Regions from separate parts of the Mus musculus genome. Here region 2 is linked to region 1. The links are chromatin loops, found by intact Hi-C in ENCODE. Cell type or tissue: gastrocnemius. All regions are shown on one strand. Each heading gives the region's core, and the rest is flanking DNA. Links, peaks and the distances in the headings are about the cores only. Region 1 holds the start of Fut7 (fucosyltransferase 7). Region 2 holds the start of Ajm1 (apical junction component 1).

Evidence for each region. Peaks named below come from ENCODE experiments on the same cell type or tissue, not always from the same donor. Only the 100,000 strongest peaks of a DNase experiment are listed, where the experiment ranks them.
Region 2: a loop joins it to region 1, with 2.8 times the contacts of the local background. A loop is called at or near these places in 1 of 42 quality-filtered maps.

Annotation. Positions count from the first base shown.
Region 1 is chr2:25,408,918-25,424,311 of GRCm38, forward strand. Fut7 (fucosyltransferase 7) reads left to right here and starts at 14,325. Exons shown (of 4, transcript NM_001289453.1): 1 at 14,325-14,419; 2 at 14,829-15,051. Npdc1 (neural proliferation, differentiation and control 1) reads left to right here. Exons shown (of 9, transcript NM_008721.4): 8 at 1-84; 9 at 182-577. The coding sequence ends at 274. In gastrocnemius, for the core only: a CTCF peak has its summit at 13,199 (motif pointing right); DNase peaks (open chromatin) are centred at 13,212 and 14,905; H3K27ac peaks cover 244 bases.
Region 2 is chr2:25,571,412-25,586,805 of GRCm38, forward strand. Ajm1 (apical junction component 1) reads right to left here and starts at 8,688. Exons shown (of 1, transcript NM_001005424.2): 1 at 4,005-8,688. The coding sequence starts at 8,486. The coding sequence ends at 5,562. It overlaps Phpt1 (phosphohistidine phosphatase 1), which reads right to left and starts at 3,460. Exons shown (of 3, transcript NM_029293.2): 1 at 3,272-3,460; 2 at 2,777-2,901; 3 at 2,020-2,288. The coding sequence starts at 3,428. The coding sequence ends at 2,196. It overlaps Rabl6 (RAB, member RAS oncogene family-like 6), which reads right to left. Exons shown (of 15, transcript NM_001024616.2): 11 at 14,213-14,422; 12 at 13,897-14,125; 13 at 13,365-13,533; 14 at 12,692-12,750; 15 at 11,606-12,577. The coding sequence ends at 12,380. In gastrocnemius, for the core only: CTCF peaks have their summits at 6,631 and 8,902 (motif pointing left); DNase peaks (open chromatin) are centred at 6,741, 7,228, 7,542, 8,146 and 7 more places; H3K4me3 peaks cover 3,038 bases.

The sequences.
Region 1 (15,394 bases), core at 10,395-15,394:
CCAAAGGAACTAGAGTCAGCTTCCTCCGATGAGGAAAATGAAGATGGCGACTTCACTGTGTATGAATGCCCAGGCCTGGCGCCAGTGAGTGCCCCAGGGGTGTGGAGGGGGGTTTCTGCTGGGTTTCCTCTCATCTTGTCTCAGGCCTTGCTGCCAGGAGCTTGACCCAGTATCTTCACAGACAGGGGAGATGGAGGTGCGCAACCCACTGTTTGACCATTCCACGCTGTCAGCACCAGTGCCTGGTCCCCATTCCTTGCCGCCGCTGCAGTGACTCCTAGGCCCACATGCCTGCAGCCCACAGCCCACCAGTGGGGACGAGCGAGTCCTGGTGTTCCCCATGGAAAAGAGCAGCATTGTGACCCCCGCATGCTTTTGGCAGGAGGGAGGCGCCACCCCTGGACTCCCTTGCCAGGGAGATTCTCCGCCTTATGTGGGAGATCTAGCATCTGCTTGCACATTCTCTGTCTGGTATGAACCCTCAAACTGGAGATCCAAGTCCAGGAACCCTAGAGCCCAGGCATGGATAGAGAGTTTTGGAGACAAAAGCCAATTAAAGTTTTTTTCAAACCTGTGAGTGGCTTCTGGGTTCACTGATGGTGTGATCAGCCCACAGTCACCCACCTCCCTGGGAAGCCTTGGCGGATAGACATTCAATGAGGGACTGGGACCTTCTCTTGCAATTCCAGAGAGAGGTGGTACCTCCGAAAGGGGCTTGAAGGCTGGAGGAAAATCAAACACAGGACAACCTCATCATCTACAGTGGGCACTCACTCTTACTACCTACCCACTCTTCTGCCCTACAGGTTAGGAATATTAAGGGTATAAGCATAAGGCTAGAGTAGCCCAAAGATGGCCAGATTCTGAAGACCCCTTTCTGTGGGATAAAAAGAGTTAGGAAAAGGAGCGGTTTGCATATGCCTCTCTGTGGGTACCCAGTATCTCCATTCCTGCGTGTTACCAACCTAGGACAAACCCCCAAGAGAATAGCATATAGGCCTGTAGGATTCTTTCAGGGACAGACTCCTGGACCTCTGTATGTAATGTGTTGGTGGGGGAGGGAGACAGGCCAAGCAGATGGACCTGGGGAATGCAGTGTACATATAGCAAGGTGCATGAGGCAGGGATCTAGGTAAGGTGTACACAGAGCCTTGCCTCCCAAACCATGTGCAGAGCTGGGAAATGGAACCATGATAGCAGCCATACTTTCCGTTCTGAATGATTGAAAGTGCTGTGTGTGCGAGCATGTGCACCTGCCCCCTTGGCTGTCCTAGCAATCTGCCTGCCTCTGCCTCTGTCTTCTGAGTGCCCAGCTAACTGAATGAATGAAGAGAAGCATCCTGGCTCCTTTTTTTTTCTCTACAAGTTGTGCTGTCCGTAGGGCTGGGTCAGAGTCCTGCTGACCATATGACTTCCTTTGAAAGCATAGGGAGCATGTCCCTTCATTACTTCCCTTCCAGTAGGACATATGCTGGTTAAAGTCTGATCTCTGGAGACTTTGTGGCCTCTGGTCAAGAAGATAGGTGAGCTGGATGCTTGGGAGGCGGAGGCAGACAGATCTCTATGAGTTCATGGTCAGCCTGCTCTAAGTAACAAAGAGGGAGGGAGGGGTCCCAGTGTTCCCTGGGTCCTAGCTGGCCATTCAGGGCAAGGGTCAAATGTTGGAAGACCTTTTTGACCTTCTAATTCTCATGGGTGCAGAGCTCAAGGCTTTGGCTATCCCCCAAAAGATGGCTTTACTCTACTAACTTTGTAACTTTTTTCTTTTATTTTGTGTTTTCAAGACAGGGTTTTTCTGTGTAGCCCTGACTGTCCTAGAGCTCACTTTATACACCTGGCTGGCCTAGAACTCAGAAATCTGCCACCACTCCCGGGTTTTTGTTTTTTTGTTTTTTCTTTTTAGCTTTGTAATTTTAAGTTCTGTGTAACATTTAGAGAAAGCTTAGACAAAAACAAAACAATTTTAAGTAAGTGTTGATTTTGCTATGACTCAGTTTCGACAAGCAGTTACCCCCCCAACCCTAGTCTTTGTCTTGATTAGACTAGACATACACCATCTTTAAATCCTGTCCACAGCTCTCATAGAACTCACTTAGGCCTTCTGCAACTTAGTGCTACAGCTTGCATTTTTAAATTTTGTCCTCATCTTTCAGTTTCAGGACAAACATCTTATTCTATTCGGTAAAACCTACCCTTGTCTGCAATATTATTTTCTTTTTGACCAAAAATACAATCTAATTTATATACTTCTCATCTACTTACAGTCTCTTATTTCTATAAACAAGAGTTCAATCAAAATTACACACACACACACACACACACACACACACACACACATATATGCACAGTGTTGTAAATGAAGATTTTATCTGTCCATAGTGTTAAGCCTTTAAGTTTCTTCCTGTTTTACATACAAGCCAGAGCCTGTGGAATTATCAGTGACCTTTGTTGTGGGGTATTCACTAGAGAAGACTGCTGGGACATGGGTTTAAGCCAATAGAAAGTCTTTATTATTCATCCAGTGATTACACTGGGTCCTCAGGATCCCAGTGTAGCTTTGAGCCTTTCTCAGGATGAGCTGTTAAGCATGAAAACCACGCCCTGGGTTGACATACTTCAGTTAACAAGAACACATAGCCAGGAGCAGAAATACAGAGGCCAAAAAAGCAAGGTTAGGGCATTCTGAGACTTTCCTACAACTGTGGACTTTGATGGATTAGGTCTTTTTTTGTTCTGCTATATGATGCTGTCTGTATGCTGAGTTCTACAGCCTGAATGGCCCTCCCATCATGGAGTCAGTTGTGCTAAGGTCTGGGGTCCTGTTACATTCCCTACTGAACTTAGTGAATGAGTCAAATCATGGGCTCATCCTGCCCTAAAGAGGTCTAGTTGGTCCTAAGGACCATTAATTTTACTGAACCATACAGTTGGCCATATAGTTTAAAATGAAGGGGCCTGCCCAGCCTCAGTCAATGCTGATAGTGGAGTAGTTAGCCAGGGGACCAAGAAGACAGAGACTGGTATCAATTACCCGATTCATATCTTTGTTTCTTTTTCTTTTTGAGTCCCAACTCACATCATGGCACAATTTTTTAAAAATTTCTCTTTATCAATTAGCATAGAAGCAACATGTTTTTTTTTCAAGCCATGCATAGCATTTTCCCCCCAAAGATTTATTATTATGTCTAAGTATACTGTAGCTATCTTGAGATGCAGAAGAGGGTGTCAGATCCCATTACAGATGTTTGTGAGCCACCATGTGGTTGCTGGGATTTGAACTCAGGACCTTCGGAAGAGCAGTCAGTGCTCTTAACCGCTGAGCCATCTCTCCAGCCCATAGCTTTTTTTTTTTTTTTTTTTTTTAAATCTCAAGAGAAGTTTAAATCTCTTCTAGCGGTGCGTGGTGGCGCACGCCTTTAATCCCAGCACTCAGGTAGGTGGCAGAGGAAGGCGGATTTCTGAGTTCGAGGCCAGTCTGGTCTACAGAGTGAGTTCCAGGACAGCCAGGGCTATACAGAGAAACCCTGTCTTGACCCCCCCCCCAAATAATAATAAAATAAATCTTTTTAATTTTGTATGACCATTTCTGTAAGGGAATCTAACTGTTTTTCTAATACCTCTAGGTCCTGACCAACCTGTCTATTTAGTTTGGAAAGTATCAGAAGAGGCACATTTAGGCAAACCATTAGCACCAGACAGCAGCAGATAGTCTCAGGGGCTTGGTAATGCTGCTGTTATCCAGATGAGTTAACTCACAGGACTGAATCGCAGGTATCAGAGTAAGGAGAAATACCTAGGTTAGAGGTTTGGATATTTGCAAGTTCTTTGTAAGTCCTTTAGCATTAATCTGGGCTGCCCCGAGTCACAGTGAAGCTCATCATCAGTCAATGGGTTGACAGTTTCTATTCCTAGGTAGTGTGGGTCTGCGTGTCTAAGCATAAACAGCAATCTTGGCTGATTTTTAGCTAGTATTGATTAAATCTATCCCCAAAGACCCTTTTTTGTGGCATAGAGTTTGATTCCCCAAGTTTTCTCAATTTCTCAAAGGCCAGAACTTTTATTTAAAGGATTTTTTTTCCCCAGGAAGTGTTAGTTTTAAAACCCCAACTTTTGCAATGGAAACTCCCCTGTTTCTGGGCAACCAAGGGGCTCAGCCACAGGGCATGCATAGAATTGTAAACTCTGTATTCCTTTATCAGAGATAAACTCCCATATCTTTCCTTTCTCTCATACAACCAGATATTTAAAGTGGCCATTAGTGAGCAAAGGTCAAAATGAATATGCGTTTCTGGTCTGTAGTGACACTAGCTAATACCTTCCCTGTATCTGTCTTTCTTAGTACCCAGGTCCAGGCCTGACAGCAATGGTGGTTGGACCCTAACCCTCATTTTGTAGATCAGGTTTGGCCTCGGACTCATAGAGATCTTTCTGCTTATGTCTCCCAGGTGCTGGAATTAAAGGTATGCATCACCACTGCCCGGCTATGTTTTTTCGGGATGGGTGGAATTTCCTGGAGGAGCTTTTAAAGCACTATTTGAGCAATTTTATCTGGGTGGGAACACTTTTATCCAGCCCCAAAAGGTATTTATAAAAACACAGGGCTGGAGAGATGGCTCAGCAGTTAAGAGCACTGTCTGCTCTTCCAGAGGTCCTGAGTTCAATCCCCAGCAACCACATGGTGGCTCACAACCATCTATAATGGATCTGATGCCCTCTTCTGGCATGCAAGTGTACATGCAGATAGAGTGAGCCTTCATAAATAAATAAGTATAAATAAATAAATACATACATGCATCTTTAAAAACAAAACTAGCAAGTACTTAAAAATTACTTATTTATTTAATGCATAAGAGTACACTGTAGCTGTTTTCAGACACACCTAAGAGGGCATCAGATCCTATTACAGATGGTTATGAGCCACTATATGGTTGCTGGGAATTGAACTCAGGACCTCTGGAAGAGCAACCAGTGCTTTTAAACACTGACCCATCTCTCCAGGCCAGCAAGTACTTTTATCCTTCTCTAGTGAGCCAGATCTTGGTCAAGTCAGTTTTTTCAGAGTTTTCCAGGGTATTAGTCTCTCATCTGCACACTTTCTGGATAAGTTTTGGATTCATTTGAGCACAAATCCAGCATTTAGTCTAGTCTAGGTATAACATACCTTGGTCTGAGCAACTCCGATAATCTTGTGGACCACAGATGAATAGCCTGGTGAAGGTCAGCTACCAGAGTCTTTCCAGTTGTCTCCTCCATCAACCTTTGGATTTGAGCTGTCCATTTCTTCTTCAGACAGCACCAACTGTTGCCGTTATCAGAATATCAACAGGCCCCATTGGTCTTATGGCTGTTTGCTGAGCAGCCAGGTTAGTAGCCCAACAATTTGGAAGCTAAATAGCCTCTGGGATAGCCAGGATTTTTTTAATGTCTTTTTTCCAGGGGTGAGAAGCCTACTTTCTCTATAGATCATTCCATGTATGTGCCTTGTAGTAAAAGTATACCGACTGGTGATGGCCCATGGTAATAGTCTCCATCTATCCCTCTGGGTCAGATTTATCAGGTCTGCGCTCTGTGCTGTGGTACCCAGTTTGGGCCCAAATCATTTCAGATAAAGTAACTACTGCAGCTCCTGTGTATCTGGTTTTATCTTTATGACAGACATAGATGAGCATCTGCATGATAGACAAGAAGGTGCTGAATTGATGGCAGTAGGTTTCTCAGACTGGACTCAAGGGTGGTCTAGGAGCAGGGCCTGGTACTGGGTCACACAGTCAGTAGAGAGCCAGCTTCCTGGTGTTCCTCAGAGGATGGCCTCAGCCGTGCATTGGGGTGCTATGAATATAAGATATTGACCCAGAGTTAACTTGCTTGCCCTCTTTTATTAAACTAGCAGTAACCATCTCAGCTCTTCAACAAGTGGGTCATCCTTTGCCTCCAGGCACCAGTCATTTGGACATGTATGTCACAGGGTGTTTCCATGGTCCCAAAGTTTGGGTGAAAACTTTCTGTCTTTTGTCTTGTGGACAAAGGCTTTGAGCCAATTGGAAGTACTAGGGCTGGAACTGAGGTTCACGCTATTTTTAAAGCCTCCAAAGCCTTTTGTTTAGTCTCAGCCCAGACTAGGGCTCAGTGCCCCTTGTTGTGTTGGTGTGTAGAGGCCTTGCTATTTTCCCAAACTCTAGTGTCCAGCGGCAGGGATACCTAACTGCACCTAGGAACTCTCAAACGCGAATCTAGTCTTAGAGTTTAGGATGGCAGCTACTCTGAGACAGTTTGCCTCCCCTCAGCTGGTAGGCAAGCTAAGTAGCCTCTGGTGTGCAAAGTTGGACTTCCTTAGCTGATGTTTTGTCTGTAGCCCTAGCAGGAGCCCTTCAGTGGTCTTCTTAGAGTGGTTTTTTTTTTCCCCCAGGAAAGCCTCTCATGAAGAGCAGGTCAGCATTTATTGTCTTTACATCCTAGTGCTACCTAATTTAGGTGTATAGCCTGCCTCTGGGTCTGTCCATTCAAAAGCAAAGACAGGTTGGCTCGCCTCTGCCAAGGGGAGGCTGAAGTCCAGCTTTCCAGTCCTAGCAGTGCACACCTGTTTCTCTGGAAGAATCAGACTCAGGAGAATCAGAGGTGCCAGAGTTCTTCACGGGCAGGAGAGGTGTGACCCAGCGTGACTGACAGGGCACCAGAATGCCTGTTTTTATTATTATTATTTATTATTATTATGCATAAGTACACTGTAGCTGTCTTCTGACACACCACCAGAAGGCATCAGATCTCATTACAGGTGGTTGTGAGCCACCATGTGGTTGCTGGGATTTGAACTCAGGACCTTCGGAAGAGCAGTCACTGCTCTTACCCGCTGAGCCATCTCACCAGCCCAGTGCCTGTTTTTTTTTAAAGTCAGGAAATATGGACTACAATATTCCCCTTTGTTTCCCAGGTTATTGGGGATTGTTTGATCTGGAGGGAGGAAGGTGTACTAGTTAGTTGAACAATTTCAGGCACCTGGTCTGAGGCCAGTCCTGGGGAGCCGGTTTCTTCTGGCAGAGGATGAGACACCAAAATTTTGCTGAGCCTCTCTCTGTAAGTCTAACTGCCTCTCATCACCAGAGAAGGTGACCATGGCTTTCAATTTATACAGTCAGCTCTCTGACTTTCTTTCAAGACACATCCAGCAACTGGGACCTAGTTCTATCTATAATTTCTTTTTAAATTTTATAATTTTTTATTTACTATCTGAGGCTGACTGGTGACAAAGGAAATCTTTTTGGCAGTTGTCTTGATTCTTTCTAAAAGGTACCTGTGGAAATTGTTTAGAGTCTCTTGGTTAGGCTCCATTGCTTGGCATCGTTCTCAGTTTTCTTTGAGACAAGTTGCATGTGTGTGTGTGTGGGGGGGAGGGGGCGCCCGCATGTAGCCTTGGCTGTCTCAAACTCACAGGGATCCACCTGCCTCTGCTTTGTGAGTGCTGGGATTAAAGGCGTGCACCACCACTGCACAGCTGGGTTGTTGTTGTTTTGTTTTGTTTTTTTATAATTGTTTTTAAGAGAATGGTGGGCTTTGAGTTTTCCAGTTATATGGATCATTGGTTAAAAATGATGTAAATAATGAAAGGGAAAGAAAAACTTTCTCTTTTCCTTGGGCTCAGCTCAGAGGAACTTCTCTGGGACTTGGTAGAGCAGGCACTGAATAGAGAAAATGCTCACCTTGGAGAGAACGATTGGCACTTAGATGGCAAGGGTCCCTGGAGGAGAGGCTTAGCCCCTCCTCACTCCACACAGGGGCCAACCCTGACTGAGCAACAGTCAAGCAACAAGCAAGGCCTGCTGCTCCCAGAGTGGGGCAGGTGTGGGGCTTTTAGGGGTGGGGGGATTCTCTGGGTGACTTGGCAAAGCCAAGAGGACTCACATCCCCAAAAGAAGGGGGCACAGGTCTTAAGCCAGAGGAACAAAACTGACAGAAACGTGTGACTATGGACTTTGACAGTGAGTTGTACAATTTGAGAGGGACTTCCACCATGGAGTCGGTTGTGCTAAGGTGTGGGCCTGCTGCAGCCTTCATTAGCAAGGAAAGGCAGAGAGAGAGGAGCTGCAGAGAGCTCTTTCTGTACTTTAACCCTGTGAGTGCAGGGTGACCAGGATGACATTTGTTCCTCTGGTTCTAGCAGTGGCTGCATGTAAGGTTGAGTGCTCTGGGAGCACTCCCTTCATCTCCAGTTTCATTATCTCTTAGGTCCCTTTCTACTTTTTATAGCAGTCACTCCTTAAAAACAGAAATAGCATCCTGCTATCTTTGCTAATTATGTTCTGAACAGTTGGAATAATGACCTATCCTAACCATACTTTCTGTTTCAAATGGGTGAGTGTATTAAGTGTACAGCAAGCCAGATCACAGGAATAGGTAGGAGGTAGACACACAGATAGATTACAAAACGCAATCAAATTAAGTGCTCATAGCCTCCAGCAGAAACTGTAGGTATGGTAGCCTTTAATCCCAGCACTCAATATGCAGAGGCAGTAGAATCTCTGTAAATTTGAGGCCAGCCTGGTTTACAGAGCAAGTTCCAGAACAGCCTGTCTGAAAAACAATAAATACCAACAAACAGTGCAGCACATTTTTACTGGGGAAGCCCTGTGGGGCAGTCAGCTGGGTTCACGACCAAGTCCTGGGCAGAGCAGAAGGAGGCATCCAAGTGAAAGAAAAGGTCCCAGCTGGGGAGGGTGTGGCGGTCAGTTGGGGCTCCTCCCAGTTGGACTTCCTTGGTGGCCTAGCTCCTGGCCACACTTCAGCTTTGTCTTCCTCAGGATAAACAATAGTAACCTCAGTTGGAAATGGCTTAGCTCGCTAGCTGTTCTCAAGAATACAATATTCTCTCTCTCTCTCCCTCTCTCTCTCTCTCTCTCTCTCTCTCTCTCTCTCTCTCTCTCTCTCTCTCTCCTGTTCTCTTCCTGTCATGGAGTTAGGGGGCTGCATACCATCCTTAGACAAGTGATCTCAAAGGAGACTTTAAGATAAATATTAAATATGCCTGAGTCTGAAATGAGGGGATGAGGAGATGGCAACTCCACTTCCAGAAACAGCTTCTTAGACGAACTCAAATAACACGCGGCAATTTACCAATATAATGCATAGTTACACACTTGGGATAAAGTAAGTGTGTGTGTGTGTGTGTGCTTATGTGCATGTGTGTGTGTTAGTGTGTGTGTGTGTTTATGTGCATGTATGTGTGTGTGTGTTTATGTGCATGTGTGTTTTTGTGTGGTGTGGTGTGGTGTGTGTGTTTGTGTGTGTGTGTGTAATAATGTGGCTAAAGGTGCTGAAATCAGGCCATCAATAGATATGGAGAGACAAAGGTTTGTATTCAGAACTCATAAGTATTTGTTGGGGTAGAGAGTATACAGGCCCTAGACAGCCCTGCAATAGGGAAGACAAAGAGAGCTGTGTAGACACCAGCATGTCCCTGAAGAGTGGTGAAGAAGATGAGTGGGAAATGGGGCCAACACTGCTTGAAGCTATTGGTTTATCCAAAGCAGCACATTTCTGGAGCCAGAGTCCCCCACAGCAAAAATTCCTGTCTCACTTGCCTGTGGCCCTGAGCTGGCCGTTACTGTGAGCCTGCTTCCCTCTGGGCTAACGTGTGGGATAAAAGCAGGGAGGATGCTGAGCACCAGGCATATCAGTGGGTGCTCATTGGCACCTCTCTGTCTGCAGAGGTCCCACAGAGGACTGGGATAGAGAGAGATGCAGACCACATCCAGAACAAAGGGAGACCTGGTACTCAGCACACCTGTCTCGCTGGTGGGACTGGAGCCAGAGCTGGGGACTTCCCAGGGTTCAGCCTGTCTAGAGGGGAAGGTCCACAATGCTTGCAATGCTCTTTCTGCTGGTCTGTTCTCGATGCTCACCTCCATAGCATTTTGGATATCCTCAGTGTGTTCCTAGGGTCTGTGGCTGCCTACTCTGGGGTCCGTGGGGGTTTGGTGATCCAACTGTTAGGCTAGTTGCATAGCTTCACCCTTTTCAGAGCCATTTTGCTCCATTTCTTTGTGCCAATATTTCTGCTGTCCTTTCTCTGTCCCAGGGCCCCTGCTAAGGGGTGCCTTGATGGCTCTAACAAGAAGCCAGTCTTCTGGGCTGACTTGCCAGAGGCCTGAGCCCACCTCAGCTTTCTGCAGGCCTGGCCCCTAGGATCCTAGCTATCCTATCTGCTTCTTGTGAGAGGAAGGCCAGCAGGATGCATCTGTGTTTCAGCTGCTTTGTCTTTTTAAGCTCTGGCTGTCCTGGAACTCACTCTGTAGACCAGGCTAGCTTCAAACTTATAGATCAGCCTGGCTCTGCCTCCCATGGTACATGCTCCTCCCACCAACACCTGGCTTTTAACAGAACCTCTTGATGTCACTCAGCACAGATGCCAAAGAGTGACCATCTCTACCCCAGCACAAACCTGGGATAACACCCATCCATGTGAAAGATGCCCTTAGGGCTGGAGAGATGGCTCAGCAGTTAAGAGCACCGACTGTTCCAGAGGTCCTGAGTTCAATTCCCAGCAACCACATGGTGGCTTACAGCCATCTGTATTGGGATCTGATGCCCTCTTCTGGTGTGTCTGAAGAGAGCAATGGTGTACTCACATACATAAAATAAATAAATAAATAAATCTTTAAAAAGAAAGATGTCCTTAAATCAACAAGTTTCTTGCAGGGTGAGACCAAGCATGGTACAGAATGTATTGTCAGTATTCTAGGAAACAGGCTCTCCTAGTTCAGGGGCTGAAGAGATGGCTCATTTTGCAAAGTGTTTCCTTGCAAGCACGAGGACCTGGGGTTCACAGCAGCCACATAACAGGCAGGGAGTGGACTTAAGCAAGATGGCTTAAATGGGTAAAATGCTGCTGCTGGCAAGCCTGACTATTTGAGTCAACCCCTGGCCACATGATAGAAAAAGGAGAGAACAAATTCTTGCAAGTTGTCCTCTGATTTCCATACACACACCACTCCAACACACACATGCACACAAATAAATAATATGTAATTTAAAAGATTTTGGCTAGCCAGGCAGTGGTGGTGCATGCCTTTAATCCCAGCACTTGGGAGGCAGAGGCAGGCAGATTTCTGAGTTTGAGGCCAGCCTGGTCTACAGAGGGAGTTCCAGGACAGCCAGGGCTACACAGAGAAACCCTGTCCCGAAAAAACAAAACAAACAAACAAAAACAAAAAAAAGATTTTGGCTAAAAAGATTGGTTAGCAAATAAATGTGCTTTCTACCAACTCTAACCCTGATGGACTAAATTCAGTCCACAAAACCCACATGATGGAAGGAGAGAGGTGACTATGGCATTGTCTTCTGACCTCCACATGCTCCATGGTACAGTACATGTGTACACACACACACACACCATGCTCCATGGTACAGTTCATGTGTATACACACACACACACACACACACACACACACACACACCCCATGCTCCATAGTATAGTACATGTGTACACACATACACACACCATGCTCCATGATACAGTACATGTGTACACACATACACACATCATGTTCCATGATACAGTACATGTGTACACACATACACACACCATGCTCCATGGTACAGTACATGTGTATACACACACACACACAAACACACACACCATGCTCCATGGTACAGTTCATGTGTACACACATACACACACCATGCTCCATGGTACAGTACATGTGTATTCACATACACCATGCTCCATGGTATAGTACATGTGTACACACATACACACACCATGCTCAATGGTACAGTACATGTGTACACACATACACCCACTATGCTCCATGGTACAGTTAATGTGTACACACATACACACACCATGCTCAATGGTACAGTACATGTGTACACACATACACCATGCTCCATGGTATAGTACATGTGTACACACATACACACACTATGCTCCATGGTACAGTACATGTGTACACACATACACACACCATGCTCAATGGTACAGTACATGTGTACACACATACACACACCATGCTCCATGGTACAGTACATGTGTATACACATACACACACCATACTCCATAGTACAGTACATGTGTACACACAGACACCATGCTCCATGGTACAGTACATGTGTACACACATACACACACCATGCTCCATGGTACAGTACATGTGTACACACACTCCTAAATAAATAAATAAATAAATAAATAAATGCAATTTTAAAATACTTTATTTTAAATTAGCATGTACATGCATCTCTGTGTGGGTATGTGCGTGCATTTGTCCACAGAGGTGAGAAGGAGGTGTCAGAGCTCCTGGAGATGGAGCTACAGGAGGCTGTGAGTCATCCAAAATAGATGCTAGCAACTGAACTTGAGTTCTCTGCAAGAGCAGCATGAGCTTGTAACCTCATCCTTTTCACCATCCCCAAATGTCAGTAATTTAAAAAATGTGTTTATTTCCACATATGTGCAGTGCCTTTAGAGGTTAGAATCGTGTGTTGGATCCTCCTGGGACTGTGTCACAGATGATTGTCAGCTACCACATAGGTGCTGGAAATCAAGCCATATCCTCTAGGAGAGCAGCTAAACACCTCTCTATAGGAGTGTTGGTGTGTGTCTGTGACCCCCAAGACCAGAGAGGAGAGAGGGGAGAGGACACCCACTAAAAAAAAAAAAAAAAAAAAAAAAAGGAAAGAAAGAAAGAAAGAAAGAAAGAAAGAAACAAAGTCCTCCCAGCTTCATCCCCGAATCCCCTAGGAGGTGATGTCCTTCAGCCCCTCCCAGCCTGGGGCACCAGGGTGTGGCCCCTGATTCTAGGTACTCCAGCCTCAACTTCCCAACAGCTGTGCATTCCAGAGGAGCTTGTCCTGGTGCAAACCAGAAAAGGACAAGCAAAACTTGGGCTGTGGTACATGAGTCCCTAGAGAACCAGCTCTTGGTAGATATGTAGCTCATCAAACAACAGCACCCAGACAAGTATAAGGACAGGCTTGATGAGAGAGTATGGGAAAGGAGAGACTAGACTACGGAGACCACACCTTTCCCCTGCCAACCTGCTGCCATGTTACCCCTCAGCAGCGTGCTCCTTCACCTAGGTGTCCCCTTTACTGCCGGCAAGCCTACAAAGCTCTGTCTCTATGCTTCTCCAAAGACAAGCCTTGCCTGAGGGTTCCTAGAGCCCTAAGTCCCCACTGTTAGTGGGTTAGTGCCTTTCTTAGCAGGATCAAGTGATTCTGGAGAATGGCCACCAGGGGGACCTCTAGACACACATCTGACCAGTCTTGGGGGATGGGGGGTGGGGTGGGGAGTGGGTCCAGATCAGGCAGGCTAAGCAGGCACTTTCCTTAAAATCCTGCTGCCCCAGGTGTTCTCTCTCTCTCTCTCTCTCTCTCTCTCTCTCTCTCTCTCTCTCTCTCTCTCTCTCTCTCTCTCTCTCTCTCTCTCTCTCTCTCTCTCTGTGTGTGTGTCTTGTGGTACCTACCCTGCTCTGGTTGGACGAGGGTCCACAAGGTCTCTTAGGCTGGGTAGAATAGAATGTGTGATCCTGATCCTGGAACCCCAGATGTAAAGCTGGGTTTGGGTGCCCTTGTGAGTGAGGAGGCCTGGTGAGGTGAGGTGGTATGTTGAGGTCCCCTGGCTTTCCCTTTGACTCATGATGTCTCACATTCCCCCCACCCCCTTTTCCATCCTGACCCCATTTCTGAGCTAAATTTCCGAACTGACTCCTCAGTTGGCAAGTTCTCATGGTCAGGTGCCCTACAGTTAACAGACCCTGTGGGACCCTCCTCCAAACTGAGCTGGCATGGGGAGGGGGTCAGTATAACAGCAAGGCAGATGTGGGGGAGGTTCCTTCAAATCCACCCAGGAAGGGAAGAGCATGTGGGCGTGGGTGAGGCTGGGGCAAAGGCCCCAGCCAGCCTGGCGGCACAAACAGGAAGGACAGCAGGCTCTGGCAGCCAGAAGCCTGTGGCCCCAAGCTGGCAGGATGGCCCCCTTCCTGCAGGTCCCCCACAGCCTTCTGGGTTCCTGACACGAGAGAAGAGGTGGGGCGGGGTGAAGTGAACTCTGAAGCCAAAATGTGACTCTCCTGGGGTCACCAGCTTGGGGAGAGGTGAAGAAAGATGCCGGGGCGGAAACAAAGGGGCAGATATCACTATGGTTATCTTACTAAGCACAGAGTAACTGAAAAAGCAAGGGTACCGCTGCCCACCTCGTGCCCACCTTACGTTATACCTCAAACCAGCTAGATAGTTTCTGATGGCACCCATACCCTCCCTTCCCCTTTAGGCATTGCGCAAGCTCTCCACCACAATCTGGAAGTTATACCCTGCGAGGGGATGGGCAGGGCACTTCTGAGGTGCCAATCAGCCTGCACTCGCCTCTGCCCTGGCCATGGCACTGCTGTCAGTTTCTTGGTACCTGTCTCAACAGCAGCCTTGTCACGTGAGACTATGGCTGGCGGTGGGGGTGGGGGCAGGAATCCTAGAAGCACAGGAGTGACATAGGGTCGGGTCGGGCAGAGCGAAGTGTAGGAAGTGATCCCCAAAGGGATGCTGGGGACGATCTGGCCAACACTGTCCTCCCATTCAAAACTCCCAGTCTGGAGCTCTGGGACATGGACAAGCCAGGCCTGCTATTCTCCATACAGGGCTCCATAGTGTCTGGCTCAGCAGAGTGGGGGATCTGGTGGGGATGGAGGAAGCTTAGCTAAAAGCTTTGTATAGGCTGAAGCTCTGAGTGACCCTGCTGGGCCACCCTACCCTGGTCTGGGCTGGGTCATTGCATCCCCAGATTGGAAGGCTTGGTGAGATGGAGAGGAACCTTGGCTACAAGCTATAGCTTTGCCCACCAGAGCCTGCTGGAGGGGAATCAAACAAGCCTGGACCTGAGGCTGGGACTAGCTTTCCTGTTTCTGGAGTGGATGCCAACCCCCTGCCCACCAGCCTGCCTGTCCACGCCAGGGACACACAGACTCCTTCCCTTTCCAGACTGGAAAGCCCCCTCCTGGGAGAGCAGGAAGGAAGCAACCTGCAACTCTTCCAGCCCTGGACCTTGGGCTGAACCTACAGTTCAAGGTTTGTATGCTCACAGGTCTTGGCAGGGAAAGATAAGAATCCCCAGGGCACCCTCCCCCCCGCCCCCCAGTCCACTGCAGGTAGCTCCTGGGTCTGCCCTTCAGGGCAAGTGCTGACGCTCCATCAGACTGTGATGGGGCCCTTTTCTGAGGATGACAATTCTGAGAACAAGGCATTTTTCTAGAGGTGGCAGAACAGCATTTTGTGATGCCCGAGGATCTGGGAGCACAGGTCCAGCTTAATGAGGGATTGGAGGAAGTGGGTATCATCATTACAGGGAGGGGCCTCTGTGGCCTCCTGGGAAAATGCAGTTGCTCTCTTTGGGTGGCCTGGGGTTGTGTGG
Region 2 (15,394 bases), core at 6,512-11,511, 160 kb after region 1:
CTAGAGGGGGCCTCTACTTGGCTCTTTCTGACCAAAGGTCGGCTCTTGGACATCCTGTGTGTCTACCCAGCCCTGCCTTACCCTTCCCACTGAAAGTTTCTATTGGAGCTTGGAAAGGCAGGGGACCCCACTCGCAAGGCTCTAAGATTCTCTTGGGGCCTACAGCCTACCCTGGTGCAGGTCAAGGACATCTGGGCAGTCTGCTCAGTGGCTACACATGGCCATCCAGCACATGGTCCAGAGCTTCCTCTGCTCTGTGCTTAGGGGGACCAGATCAGGACAAACCCAGTACCAGCAGCCTGCCGCTGTGGACCAGTACAAGTCCCATGTTGGGGTGTGGTGTCTTCTCTTTCACAGCACCTATAACTCAAGCTGTGCCACTCTGCCAACTGTTCTGATTGTGTGTGTGTGTGTGTGTGTGTGTGTGTGTGTGTGTGTGTGTGTACTGACACAGGGTCTCACTTAGACCAGGCTGGCCTGAACTTGCTACGTAGCTGGGAATAATTTCCTTCTGCTTCCACCTCCCAAGTGCTGGGATCATAGGTGCACTAGTTTATATGGTACTCTAGGTTGAACATGGGGATTTCCTGTTCCTGGTCAAGCTCTAACAGCCGAGCTCCATCTTTAGTCTCCTATTCATCTTTAAAAACTGCCCTGAGTGGCCAAGTGTGTGGTGCATACCTTTTATCCCAGCACTCAGGAGGCAGAGGCAGGGCAATTTCTGTGAGTCTGAGGCCAGCCTGGTTTATAAAGAGAGTTCAGGGACACAGAGAAACCCTGTCTCAAAGCAAAACAAAACAAAACAAAAAAAACGAACAAGGGGCTGGAGAGATGCCTCAGCAGTTAACAGCACTGACTGCTCTTCCAGAGGTCCTGAGTTCAAATCTCAGCAACCACATGGTGACTCACAGCTGTCTGTAATGGGATCTGATGTCTGTAGACAGCTACAGTGTACTCATATGCATTAAATAAACAAATCTTCAGAGAAACCCTGTCTCCAAAAAAAAAAAAAAAAAAAAAAGGAGGAATCTTTTAAAAAAATGAAGCAAAACAAAAACTGTTCTGAGATATCATGTGCTGTGTGGTTGGTGATTGGAAAAAGTCTTGATGAGCCCACAAACTCATTCTCCCATGAAAAGGCCCACAGCTGAGGCAAGAGGAATGTCAGAGTTATGAAGATCTTGTCACATGGAACTAGAATCTGCCTATGACTGACTGACTGAGACCTTGGGGCTTGTCTCGCCTTAGGTCAGCCCCCTAGCCTATACAGGGTATCTCAGCTGCCCCCTAGCCTATACAGGGTATCTCAGCTGCCCCCTAGCCTATACAGGGTATCTCAGCTGCCTCCTAGCCTATACAGGGTATCTCTCTCAGTAGTGTCTGTGTGCCGTCTACAGAGCTGACGAAGGCTGGCTCAAGTCTGGTGAGGGAGGCCCCAGCCCTGGCTCTCCCTAGGACTCACTATAATGGCACAAGGTGTGTGAGACTTTTTAGAGCAGGGGTTAAGCTGGTGCCTACCCACTGTCCTGTATGGTGAAGTGGGGTTAGTGCAGAGAATTAGAGTGTAAATGGTCCTGGGACTAAGATCCATCTAAGTTAAAGTCCCAAGTGAAGGAGACACAAGCATGACTGTTCCTGCGATCACTCAGGGATATCAGGCTTGGCCTGAGAACAGATGAAAAATGTAGCCTGCCAGCTGGCGGGACAATGGCTGCCAGGACCCTTTCCTGGTGGGACTCCTGGATGAACTACAGGAAGGGGGCACTTGTGGGCACCCCAGGCCTTAGGTGGCCAGGAACTGACTTCTTGTGCAAGGCCTGTGGGGCCCCCTCCCAGATGTCCTTGGGGATAGCAGCTTCATGGAGGAACAATCAAGCCATAAATGGCTGCAATGCAGGGGCCCCCTTATCTGCACCTAGGGGGCTGAGTGTGCACCAGTAGTTCCCAGGGCCCCTGAAGCTGAGCAGGTCTGTCCGGTGCAATCCAAAGGTAAAGAAGGCAAGACACAAGTCAGGGACTAGTAGGCATATCAATGCTTTTAATTCCTATGGACCAGATTGGTCTGGCCTCTAAGGCCTGGCAGGTGCTATGCTGCCTAAGGTACAAAAGGAAAGCACAGGGCCAGCCCCTCAAAACAGAACACAGCAAGAGCAGAGACCTGACTTAGTCCGGGGGGTGGGGGGTGGGGCAGAGCTTCAGTAGCCATCGTCAGCCCAGGTGACCTCATAGTCAGGATACTTGGCTTTGATCTTCTCAGTTGAAACAGAGTGCTGGGCACGACCGTAACCCTAGAGAAAGGATGACCGCCAGTTTGCTAGTTTTTTGCTTTGGGAGCCCACCCAGAAGCCGCAGCAATAGCAGCCCTGGGGAAAGTTAGCAGATCCTACCATCCTAATCATACTGGGATCATGATGAGGACTGAAGAGCTCTTCAGGTGATGCCTGAGGGTCTAAGGTGGACTTTATGAAAAAGGATCAACATAGAACTGTGAATTTGACCCCAGTACTGGTGGCTCCAAGGGCCCCTAGAGAGTCAGGACACAGACCCATCAGGATCTGGAGCAAGTCGGGGATGTAGCCCAAGGTGTCATTTGGAAAACGTGGGGAAAGGAAAACCCATTCAGCCCTTAAGTAAGGGTTCTGTAGCTCCAACTTTCAGAGTCCCAAAGGTGGCCTGAATGGTGGTGTGAGGGGTGGGGTGGGGTGGGGTGGGGGTGGGGTCAGGCTCACAAAGGTGAGCTTTGCAGTCTGGCTGAGACCTGGGGACTGGAGCTCACCATAGAGTAGCCATACACGTGTATCTTCCTGTCCTGGCTCTGATGGGAGATGCGCCCGCCGCCTAGGCACTCACAGTCATAGCCATTCCTTTGCAGCTCGCCTGACACTTTGTCATAGATGTCCGCTGGGGTGGGGAGAGTGGCCTCAGGATATGCCCTAGCCGCCCTTGTTGGCCCCACACTGAACTCTAGGGCTGGATATGGGGTCAGAAGCTCCAGCTCTTGGTGGTCTTTTTCCCAGAGAAGATGAGCCCTTCCCCCGCTGGCAAAAAGATGAACGGGAGGAAGAAGACACTTTCGAAGTGAGAGACGGGATTAAGAAGATCCCAGTCATGGCACTCCTTTCTGCCCAAATCCCGACGTTTCTAGGTCAGCCTAGCTATGTGTTAGTACAAGTCATGATATATTAGCAGTCACTACTCCGCTACCAGCAACTGTAAGGCCCCGCCCCTAACCTTCGTCCCGCCTCCAAGGGCACAGAGGCCCCGCCCTCACCGTGGTACTCAGCCCATTTGTAGCCACGCACGATTTCCTTGCACTCCTTCGCCGGATCCCCAGAAGGCTCTGCTAAGTGGACTCGAATCAGCACATACTTGAAGACGCCATCCGAATCAATGTCTACATCAGGAATCTGACCGAGGTCCGCCGCCATGTTCCCCGAAGCGCTCGATCTCTGGGCCCCACAGCCCCTTACCAAACCCGACCCAGGCCTATGCGTAGGGAGGCGGGCCCTTTGGCAGCCACGGCCAATCCCGTGAGGGAATGCTTACCTAGCCCAGAGCCTCAGCCAGTTGTACCTCCAATCTGAGGCACGGACTGGCCAATTGCAACCCAGTTCTTTGCAGCTTTGGGATCGGGCTCATGAGTCCCAGTTAAAGGAGCCGAGGCATAGGTTAACCCGTGGTGCTGTAAATCAACCCGCTGCAGGGCAGCAAAAGGATGCAAGGACGCACTCCGGTTCCACTCCTGGGTCCTAAGGCTTCAATCCGTAAACCATAAATCCGAAGTCCTCTCTTCCCCAACACCTGTAAACCGGAGGATCTCTCTCCGGTCTCTCCAAATTCAAGTACTCCCCTGCATACTCCACTTCACACCCTCGGGCCTCCCCTTCCACAATACTCCGGTTGCGGGTTGTTAAGCTCCTACTCCCGGAAGCTTTGACGCAATGCTCCCCCCCCCCCCCCCCCCCCCGGCCACGACGACGACCACCACCACCACCACTACCGAGTTATTAGCAGCAGCTACATTCAAGTTCTATTTTACTTGGTTCGAAAGCACTTGCCCTTCTCGTCAGAGGCGTTCTTGCCAGTCTGCCGCAGGAGGGACTGTGGAGCCCCTGGGGAGGGCGGCAGGCGGCGGGGCAGCAAGTGTTGCAAGAGCGGCATCCGGGCATGTGCTAAGACAGGGGCCAAGGAGAGAGAGCTGGAGTGTCCCGGGGACATCCAGTCGAGGGTAGCTGGCGCGTGTGCACACCCTCGTGCATAGGTGTGTGTCCCAGGTTCTTGCAATTGAACTTTCAGAGCTCCTAAGGGCTTGGGGCTTCTTCTTCTCCCAAGATTCTTGGAGAATCTGGTCGCAAGCCCTCTCTGGGTCACACCCTCCACAAAGTCCTGGGCTCAGATCCAGGTACGGGGTCAGGCAAGGGGCTTAGGGAAGCCTAGACCTCTCCACAACACGTCAGGCTTTGGCTTCTCTCTCAGCTTGGAGTGCAGCCAGGGCACTTTTGCACACAGGATTGGATTCGGGGCAGGCCTCGGCACCGACTCCTTAACCGTACCCACACTTGGTGGCTCACTACTAAGCACCTTTCCTAGTCCAGTTCCTAATTAGGGACAGCCCTGTTCCTTACTCATTCCCAAGTCATTCCGTGGTAGGAGCTGCTCTCAGTAGGGTTGTCTGCTAATTCGTCAGCACACGCTTCCCACCTCTCCATCTTCTCTGGAAGGCAGATTTTTAAGGCCATCTTGTTGGGTAGGTGTTGGGAGCTCAAATCCTTACCCAGATCTTAACTCTGGTTGGGTCGCCGCCCACACTGCTTCCCCTGCTCAGGCTTCCATCTGGCAGGGTGGATTGTACCTTGGCCTTAACCTGAAAATTCCCCAGTATTCCAACTTGTCTACAAGTGCCCAGACTAAGGTGAGAGTATTGAAGGACAGGCGGCACTGGTACGTGTACAGTGCTGGCTACGCCCATTGCCTCAACCTCATAGGGGTGCACAGGGAGTAGCCCTCTGAGCCTGATACACCCCAGACAGGAGGGTTAGGGGAAGTGCTCGAAGTAAGGACATCGGGCTTTGGTTAACATGGATTTCTGGACTAGAAGGGTTGGAGAGCTATAGCAAGCACCCACAACATACACCAACTGAGTTTGTCCCCATGGGATGAGTGTAGCAGGCAGAGCCCAGAGGTCCTCAGTCCCACCCCACCTCCCAGTGGGGAGCACCGAGGGCGAGGACCGGGCCCTTGGGGAGCCCCCTCTCCTTGACTGGCTTGGGGAGAGCCCAGGATGTGGAATTTGGATGGCCCGGTTACGAACAGAGAAGAAAAGAAGCAGCTGGTTGGAAACGGGACAGGGGTGGGGGTGGGGGCTCCCAGGCAAAATTAGAGGTGTGGAGTGGGTGGAGCTCAGGGCAGAGAATTTGTATAAGACTAAAGGAGGCCCAGGGGATTTGGAAGGCGCTGAACCAACTGGTCCAGACTCTGGGGGCCTTCGTGATGGATCAGGCAGGGCCTGAGTAGAGTAGGCAGGGCTCGGGGTCGGGGCCTGGGCCTAATAGTTCCATGGTTCACATGATGTCGTCCAGCAGGTTGGCGCTGGCTACCCAATCTAGTGCACGCGGCTCCGATGCAGCCATGATCATGCACATGAAGGGGCGGCCAGTGCGCCGATCCGTGGGATAGATGGTTGTGGGCGTGAAGCGCCGGTTAGCTTCCACAAACTCACAGAGCTGCTCATAGACCCGTGGGAATTCGTGGCGGAGGAAGACGCCGCGCATTCGAAGCTCACGTTGGATATGGATGAAGGCTACTTCACGTGCGCGCCGGCCGGCCTCACCTTCTTCGTCCAGGCCCGCAGTACCTGGGGGTGGCGTCAGGATCAAGGTTTCCATATCTGGCTCTCCGCCACGCGCAGGAGGAGGACGCGTCGGGCTGCCAGCGGCCAGAGCCACCTTGGCGAACTTGCGCACCGTGGGCCCAGGAGTGCGCGGCGCGGGCCGGGCAGCGGCTCCGGGGGGTGCAGCGCTGGGGCCCACAGCCACGGACACGCTAAGCAGGAAGCACTCTGCCGGCTCATAGAGCCTTCCTGCTGCCGCCAGCTCTCGTGCATAGCTACCCAGGGGCGCCGCATGTGTAGCCAGCTCACGCAGCGACAGGTAGGTGGGCGATAACAGCAACCCTTCGAGGCCAAAGCGTAGGAAGTTGTCGGCAGAGCCTGGGCTCGGGAAGCCCAAGAACAGCACGCCACGGCCTCGCGACAGGAATCCGACGCGCGCTATGCGAGAGAAGGCGCGATGCACTGGGCTGCTGTCGCGGCAGAACTGCAGCACGTGGCGGCACACGCTGCCCACGCGGCCGTACACGCAACGCGCCTTGTGCGCGTCCCAGTCCTCTCGGCGGCACAGACGCGAGCAGTAGTAGGTATAGCAGCTGTGGCACGACTTGAAGTAGAGGCAGGCGTTGAACATGGTCTCTGTCCGCCGGCAGCGCGCGTTGGAGCAGGTCATCAAGTCATCCTCGTCTGCGCTGGGCTCGGGGGAGGCGTCCGCTGCCTCCCCCGAGCCGGTGGGCTCTTCAGTGCTGCCAGCCGAGGCCGGGGGCGAGCGCGATGGCGCCAGCAGGGTGGCCCCTCCAGGGCCTGCAGCCCGTGAGTCCAGCAGGCGGCGTAGTTGGCGGCCTAAACCTTCGGCGGCAGGCTCCGGGGCCTGGGCTGGCGACCGTGAGTCGATGACCAGGTCAGTGATGAGCTCGTCCAGCTGCTCGAGGCTGCGCTGGCGGCTTGAAGCAGGACCCTCAGGGACCGTGGATACGGGCTGCCGTGGTCGGCCTCCAGGCAATTCCCAGCCCTTGGCAGTCGGGCGATCCACTGAGCGCAGGTCGTTGTCTGTGATGGTAATCTCTGGCGTGACGTACCAGTTGCGGCCCAGGCTCTCTCCCGCGCGGCCCTTCTCTGTCAGCGACGTCTCGGACAGCGACAGTGCTGCATAGCGTCTGGGTGAGGTGGACAAATTCACTACGACTGGTGGACGCCGACCTTCAGGGGATGAACCCCTCGTATCCCGAACCTCGCGTCCCAGGAGGTTCTCATAGCTGCGGCCGCGTCCTAGAGGATCTTCACGACGAGGACCAGGAGCTAGGATGTTGTCCCAGGATCGAGAGTAGTGGCGGCTATCGGTGGCCAGCCGGGGTGGGCTTGTGCCGGTGCCGCCGTGCCACGAGGCCAACAGTGGTCCAGGGGCGGGAGGCGGCATTACCTGAAGGGTGCGGTAAGGCCTCGGACCCCAGTCAGCCCAGGGTGGGCTGCTGCGCGGGTGCGGGTAAGTCCGAGCCAGTACATCGCGTTCTCGGTACCTCCCAAAGTCCTCGGTGTAGAAAGTGCGGGCTCCAGGGTGCGCCCGGGGCTCTTCTGGGACATACCGGGGAACGAAAGGCATACCGTAGGCTCGAGTTGTCTCCCCGTAGTAGGAGCGGGAGGGGGGCTCCTGGATCGGGAAGGTGCGTACTTCGCCAGCATAGTAGCTGCCCCCACGCCTTGGACTGGGTCTAGGGGGTTCTTCGGACAAGTAGGGCCTGGAACAGTAGCCATCAAAGGGAAGGCCGGGGCTTGTGGTAAAGCTGCCTGCGTAGCCCTCTGGCTCCTCGGTGTAGAAGAATTGGGTGGGACCTGGAGGCGTTGTGAAGGGTTGACTGCGGTGCTCCAAGTAGTCCCGGGGCCCAGGCAGTGGCCCGTCACAGTACAGAGTTCTGGGGTCAGTACAGTACAAGTCACTGGGGGTAGGAGTGCGTGACAGGGCCACGTGGCGAGGGCCGGGAACTGTGAGGCCATGGAACTGTGGAGCTGTGCGAGCCCAGGACGTCGTCTCTCTAGGTGCGCAAGATCGCGAGCTTCGGGCGGCGTGCTGCAGCACTGCCTCGTCCGGCTTGATGTCCAAACGGCAGCGGACATGGGGGACAGGTCCAGAGGGTGGTTCCGGTGGTGCGCAGCGGCCTGGGGTGGCGCATAGAGGCGCGATGCGTCCGGGGCCTCCCCGCTGTGGCTGGAGCTTGATGGGGTGCAGCTCATTAGCGAGAGCTCTCAGCGCAGGATACGAGGGCTCCCGGCGCGGCGACCCCTCCACCCGCACTGCACGCTGGGCTTCCCGACCTCTGCGTTGCAGTACGGGCGGCGAAGCTGGAGCAGTCGCCAGGCCTTGGGACGCACGGGGCGCGCTCTTGGAACGGGTGCGGCGCCGAGGCTCGCTGTCTCTGGGTCGGGCGCGCGGTGGCGCAGGTTCAGGAGGTGGCGGCTCTGGGTGTGTCTCCATGGTGGGCTCGTCCAGTGCCTCTAAGAAGTCAAAACTACGGCAGTGGCGCTTGTTGAAAGGCGTGGGCGCAGCAGGCCGGGCCACGGATCGCTCACATGGCTGGCGTTTGGACGTGAGCCCTGGGTCCACCACCTTGATGTCCTGGTACACGGTCGACACCAGCAAGTCCGGCGGGTCCGTGCGGGTCATCTTAAAAGACGTCCCCAGGCTGGCAGCTCCAGTCACACGGCCTTTCGGGGATTTTGCCCTGGGAGGAGATACCGGTCAGGGCAGCCTCCTCTGCACCCCAAGCCCTTTACCCCACCCCACCCCACGTGCTGGTCCGGCTTACCTGGGGCATAGGGGATGGTGCAGCCTTGGCTGCAGGTCATGGTCAAGGCTTCTGGTGCTGCCTCCATGCCTATGTTAGATGTACCTGCAGGAGAAAGCTCACAGTCCATGCGACCTGTGGGGTAGATGGGCCAGGAGAATTTAGGCTACTGTGGACCTTCTTTGTAGAGGGAACTCCTGAGTTAAACCTGCCAGGCATTCTCTCCCCCTACTAGGGTCGGTTGGGCAGGCTTAGGTAGATCAAAGCGGGACGTGATCTCAGCACTACTGCCCTCTGGTGCCTACAGTTGGAACGATGCACTTTTAGATTTCCTTACAGGTAGACCCTCTGATAATGCAGAGTCCCAGGTGAGTCAATGAATGGTTCCTGCCTGCCGACTAGGCTGGGCAGAGAACTCTTCTCCTAGCACTCAAGTCCTTTTTAACTAAGCGTAAGTCCCCTCAACTCGATGAGGTCCTAGGCAGAGGAATGATCCCAGAGTTTTCTTGGGTCTCAAATCCCTCTTCCTTTTGCATAAATCTTGGACCCCAGTTGCTTGAATGAAACCCACCAAGCTTGCTGGAACAGAGAAGGCTACAGCAAGACTCTCCTGCTTTGCAGAATTGCACATGGACCCTTCCCCCACCCCCAGTGTGTGCTAAAGCCAGGTTTAGGCTACAGAACCACGTGGGGCCATGTGAGCCACGAGTTCATGGTGTCCTTCCTCTAAGCTGAAAACTACCACTAGTGTACCAAGCCAGGAGGCTGCTAGCTAGGAGGAGGCAGAGGAGAGGGCGGGAAAGCCCCTCCCCAGGACAGAGTCCTTCCCACTCTGGCTTTGGAAAGCTCCATGGAAACGTGTGGTTGTTCATCCCTGGAGCTATGGGCTGAAAACGATCTAGGCTAATGTTCAGATGTGGGCCACCAGTGTCTGTGGTCTCCAGGGCCTGGAGCTGGCTAGAGAAAGAGGGTTTAAGAAGGCGATCACACACACACACACACACACACACACACACACCCTCCCCCCATAATGCACCTACTCCCAGGACATCTGCTCCAGAGGAAGTTGAGAGTGTGTTGGGGCCTGGCAGGACTTGTAAGTGGATGGGCCTTTCGGGTCTCTAGTCCAGGTGTACAAGGGGCTGTTAGAGGGGTGCTCTTTGGAGTCAGAGCTACTAAGTACCAAGGCTTGTTCCAAACCCAGGTTCATGCCGACCCTATTAAGACCCCTTTCATTCTAAACTCAGTGCCAGGTCAGAGTTTGGGTGAGATGACAGGGTCTGAGGCTCCGCCCCAGGAAGGTGACAGTCGGCTTTGCTGGCTGCAGCTGTCAGGAGCAGTGCACTGTGACACACGCTCCCTTTGGGATGGGGTTGGGGCTTGCTCTTGTATCCTAGGTATTTTGAAGGCCCTTCCCAAATAGCAGTCCTGCTTTGGCCCGTCCTGGAGCAGCCATCAGCAAGAACCTAGTCTGCGTTGCTTGGGGGCGGGGACTCCTCATCCTTCCGTGCAGCCCCCTCCCGTGCCAACAGCTCCACATGCTGGGCAGTTTGGCTTGGCCTCTTACCTGGTGATTACTCCACGAGCCGAGCCCGAGTAGTCTGCATAGCCCAGGTCGGTCCCAGTGTGTACCTGGCCCCGCTATAAATATATATATATATATACATACACCCGGTACCAGCAGAAGCTTGGAGGCAGCAGCTGTGATCCTGGCCTGGCGGCTCAGTACTGCCCCTAGTGGCTACCAATAGAATAGCACTTAAAGGGGCCGCGTTATAAGGTAGGTGTATACTGGGACCACAGACGACCTAGCTCTCATTTTAGGCGGTGTAGAGTGAAGGGTAATGTATAGCATCCCCAAAGCACAAATCTTTCGGTCTGAACAGGGAGTCCCTTGCACCAAGAGAAGCCTGCCAGAAGGATTCCAGGCAGGGTCCTGTAAGGAGCCAGAAACCTTGGCTTGTCTTTAGAGAAACTGGGTTTGGGGAAGTTTCCAGAATACACGTCTGTGGTTGGACCTGGGTGGGAGCAGATGCCCATTGGCCTCTCCTCAGGAACTGTCCTCTTTGGCTCTGAAGACGCCAAAATCTCGGCAGGTGCCCGGGAGCCAGATGGCTTGCTCAGCCTGGAGTGTAGCTGCAACTTCCAGTGTCCAATATAGCCTGGGTGGCCACCGCCTGCTTCCTTTGGGGGAAGTCTTCAGGAGGTTCACTTCTTAAGCCACAACCTCATTCTGGCCCTGCGTGCCTCTTGCCAGAGGCACTGGGCCTTCCAGCATCCTAGCTTGGTAGATGATGGGCTATAGATGCCAGACCTGCCTATTTAGGCACCAGACCTGGCAAGATCCCGGTGCTACGGCTTATTGGGCAGTAGTGGGGGTAATTTACGTGTAGACCCTTTCTCTACATCAGGAGTACAAAGTCTGGGAGCTAAAGGGCCAGGTAATGTTTGTCCCATAGTGCCTGCTCAGTTATCAATTGTCCTGTGTACACAGCTCCCTAGCAGAAAAGGGAAGCCCCCCTCATAGCACCCCCACAAGTTCTAGGGAAGTACTCTCAGCCTTGGCCCACAGTAGGCGCAGCACTATGCTCCACCCCCAACGTCACTAGCAGTGATAAATGCCTGCCTCTGGAGGGTTCTCATGGCAACGTGTCCACAGTGGGCGAGGGTGGAGAGCTGCCAGCGGGGGCGAAATTCTCAATTGCAGGCGCCCCCAGACTCCCAGCAGGCAGGGAGGCAGTGCAGAGCAGGACACAACTACCTTACCAGGGCCCCAGGGCCTGAGACTCTCAGGTATTCTCCCTGCAGTAACCTTGTATCAGCCTGTGGTGGTAAGCCCTGAACCATGGCCACCTTGGTCCTCTGGATTACATGGTATGGCTAGGTACTAAGTCCTCAGACCACCCTTTGGGCCGAATTTTGGCTTAACAGCACCTAGTCCATTGTTTGGCCTCATCTCAAGCTGTTTAGGGGACCAGAAAAAGAGTCACACACCACAGTAAAATCAGAGAGCTTTATGGTATGGGTCTGGAGTGTCTAAGAAGGTGCCCTCTGGGCTCACCTGCGCAGGCGCTCAGCGGGCAGAGGCGCAGCTGGCACACAGTGGCAGCCCGTTAGTGCCTCTCCCACAGGAGAAGTGGTACATTGTGTTCTCTTGCCAGGCTTACCCAGTGCGGGGCCTGGGCCACTTTGCAGTAGCAGATGCTGCCATGCCCTCCTGAGTGACACATGACACATCTGTGCTCAGGGCAGGACCCTGTGCCACTCTGGATCCATGGGGAAGAAGGTCCACAACCCAAGCCATGCTGTGGCTCTGGGAGAGCCCCGGAAGGCAAGCAGGAGTGGGGCTGGGTGGTGGGCATTAGAGAAGCCAAGCAGCCCCACGCCCTGCCTCTGTAAACAGACCCTGGTGGGTCCCTTCTCGGCCCCAGGCACATCCCTGAGAAACACCGGGGACTGGTTGCAGCTCTTTCTGGGAGGCCAGGTGATCCACCAAGCCAGCTGCAACTTTATTCTGTCCCCTCCCTCCCTGCAGAGCAGGCTTCTGCTGGGTTGAGGCCCAGCACCTGCAGCGCCTGACCCAAGGGCCTGAACACCACCAAGGTCTTCTGCACAAAAAACAATGTAGAGTGGGCCAGACCACATGGGGGCAGACATAATGGCTGGGGGACATAGGTGGCAGGGTGGTCCTGGGAATGTGGGTGCATAGACAGCAGCCTCCCAGCCACTGGCAGCCCACCTCTTCCCAGACAATCAATTGCCCTAGGCATGTTTAGAGCTCCTCATAGTCCCCACCTCCAGGGTGGCGGCTGCCAGGGGCCCCACCCCCCAGGAAGGCTTCCAGCTCATCTGCAGCCTTCTGCTCTTTGCTCCGAGGGGGCTTCCTCTTCTTCTTCCGATCCTCCTTGCCCTCCTCCTTGTCCTTGCTCTTCTTGTGTTTGCTTTTCTTTTTTGTAGTCTTTTCTTCCTCCTGAAGGTCATGAAGAGCAGAACTAGAGTCAATGGGCAACCCACAAGGCTAAATCCCACATTCTAGGAGCCTGGATGGCTTGGCTAGTTGGGAGGTTAGTGACAGAGTAGGTACCTCTTTGCTTTTCTTCTTCTTTTTCTTCTTCTCCTTAGAGGGAAGTTTGCTGTCTCTATCTGCACAGAAAAGGACAGCTGAGCTCCTACCTGCTACCACTTTGTAGAGTTAGGCAGAGGCACTGCTGCAGAGACCCCATTCCCAACAGGGCGTGGTCCCACAGGCAATTTATGTATTTTTGTGGTGGTGAGTCTTGAACAAGCCTTCAAGTAATTTCTTCCCCTCCCTATGGGGCTGAGAACCTGACAGTACAGTCCTAAGCTGTTTGCTGGGCTGACATGGCCCAAGTCCAAGGACTTCTCCAGGCAGCCTGGGCCGGCCCGAGATTCCCAGGTATTCTCCCTGCAGTAACCTTTTATTAGCCTGTGTGGTTTTTTTTCCCCCTCCCAAAAGAATTCTGTCCCAAAGGCTTGGGACACCTGAAAGCATGGAATGTAGAACATTTGGTAGAGGTGAGGACCCATAGGGAACCATGGATAGAGTGACAGTGACAGTGTTTAGATGACTATTCTGGACCACACTTGGGTGCACATTTGCCAGCTGGTGTGACAGTTTCACCAATCTCACAGCTAATTACTGTGGTGAAAAGAGAAACCATAGGCAATGTAAATGTAAACACAGGAGTATCACAGACAAGGACCTCTAGGATCCAGCAGGTTCCAGGCCCTCCTACCTTCGTCACTGCTTTCCTTAGGTCCCATCTCCTCTAGGCCCAGCCCAAAGAGATCGGAGTCATTCTTCAGTCTGAAAGCACCTGGGAGCTTGGAAGGTGGAGGTGGCTGAGCAGGGCCAGTGTCCTCATCAGTTACATCAGAGAGGTCTTCTCTTACTGGAAACCTGCCCTGGAAAGAGAGCAGCTGGTAGGCCGATTGTGCCCTGACCACTCCGAGGGATCTGGGAAACAAGGTTGGCAAGTTCACTTACGACTCCAGGGGCTAGGGCTGGATGGGAGGGGTAACCTGACCCAGATTCAGAAAGATCAGCAGGGCCTTCATGTGGACAATGGGCCCTCTCCCATGGACTCTCATTCACTTTCTCCAGCAGGCTTCAGCCACACAGTAAATAAGAAAGGATTGTGCCTCTGGGGCACTGGAGCCAGGAACATTCTCCTGCCTCTCGTCAGGCTCTGGGAAACAGACCTTCTTGATTGTCCTCTAGCTCTGGAAGGATGGTGCCTGAGCTGCCCAGTCAGCACCTGTCCTTACCATTCTCCTCTGTGTATCTGATTCATCACTTTCAAAGTCTGGGTCATCCATGACGAAGGACAGCATCTGGGCAGCAATGGGCCCCTCAGGATCACTCTCTGATGACACCTGTTTGTCCTTCCCTTCCTGGGGTCTTTCAGAGTCATCAGTGGTGAGACCATCTGACCACGGTGGCGTGCCTCTCGTGGGAGCTCTCTTCTTTTGTGGATGTGAGACCTTGGTGGAGGACCTTCACATAAGAAGAAATGTCAGGAACTCAGAGGCCACCCTGGGTTGCCACCTCAGCTGGACATACTCTGGGAATCCCAGCCCATACCATTTAGTCTCAGGCTCTGAGCATTGCTGAGGGGCCACTCTAGGGTGGCCTGCCAGTCCTTCGGCTTCCTCCTCACTTGAGAGACTGATGTTCTTACTGGGCATGGGATCCGAGGGCAGCAGGGATTTGCCATGTGTCTGGTCTTCTATGTCCACATCATCCTGGAAACCTGCCACCATTGGGTTCCCTCCTAGGGCCTCCCCATCGTCACTGCAAAGAGGGGGGGGTAGGCAGTCAGAGGTTCTGAGGGGGCTGTGTGTTGCTGATTACCCACCCCACTGCCTGTAGAGCTGCCCTGTCTGTAGTACCATATCCCAGTGGCAAGACCTTCTGGGCTGTTACAGGGGTATTCTGCTGTCAAGAGGGGGACTAAATAGTGAGGGAAGCACTGCCTAGTTGCTGCTGGTCAGTGACAGAATCAGTGGGAGGAGTCCAGAGAGAAGCCCCTAATTTATTTGTTTCTGGAAGGGAAGCCCTTGGTCCCATACAACATGGTGATGCTGGAGATGATAACAGTCACTCAACATTTGATCTGTGAGAGGGAATAATCTCAGGCTTAACTGTAGACAGATGTTCAAGTGTCGTTAGAATTCAGAGAAGGGACTGAGAAGGGCTAGCTGCAGGAAATTAGACCTGGCTAGGGCTTGCTTCTCTGGGTCTATATGGAGACCCAGGTGGCCTTCACTATACCTTACACATAGATTGGGCCTTCAAGAGTGCCCATATCCCTAGCAGGGCGTGGTGGCACACGCCTTTGATCCCAGCACTCGGGAGGCAGAGGCAGGTGGATCTCTGAGTTCGAGGCCAGCCTGGTCTACAGAGTGAGGTCCAGGACAGCCAGGGCTGCACAGAGAAACCCTGTCTCGAAAAACCAAAAAAAAAAAAAAAAAAGAGTGCCCGTATCCCTGATAGGCCATCTGTCAAGGCTCCTGCTATCCTAGGAAGATTTAGCTTAATGTTCTCTAGTTTGCTGTGGCCATAAACTCTGCCTCAGTCCCGGGTAAGTCCTTTGTCTGTATTCCCCAGGGTGGATGGCAATGATTGTACTGAGTGGGCTTTGACATGACCTAAGCCCTTCCCTCTGTTCCTCCATTTGTCCTCAAAGCTAACTGCCAACCTAGTAAGCACCGGAGGCTGTGCCCACAATGGGGTTTTGGAGACCCAGGTATGAATGGGATGGGG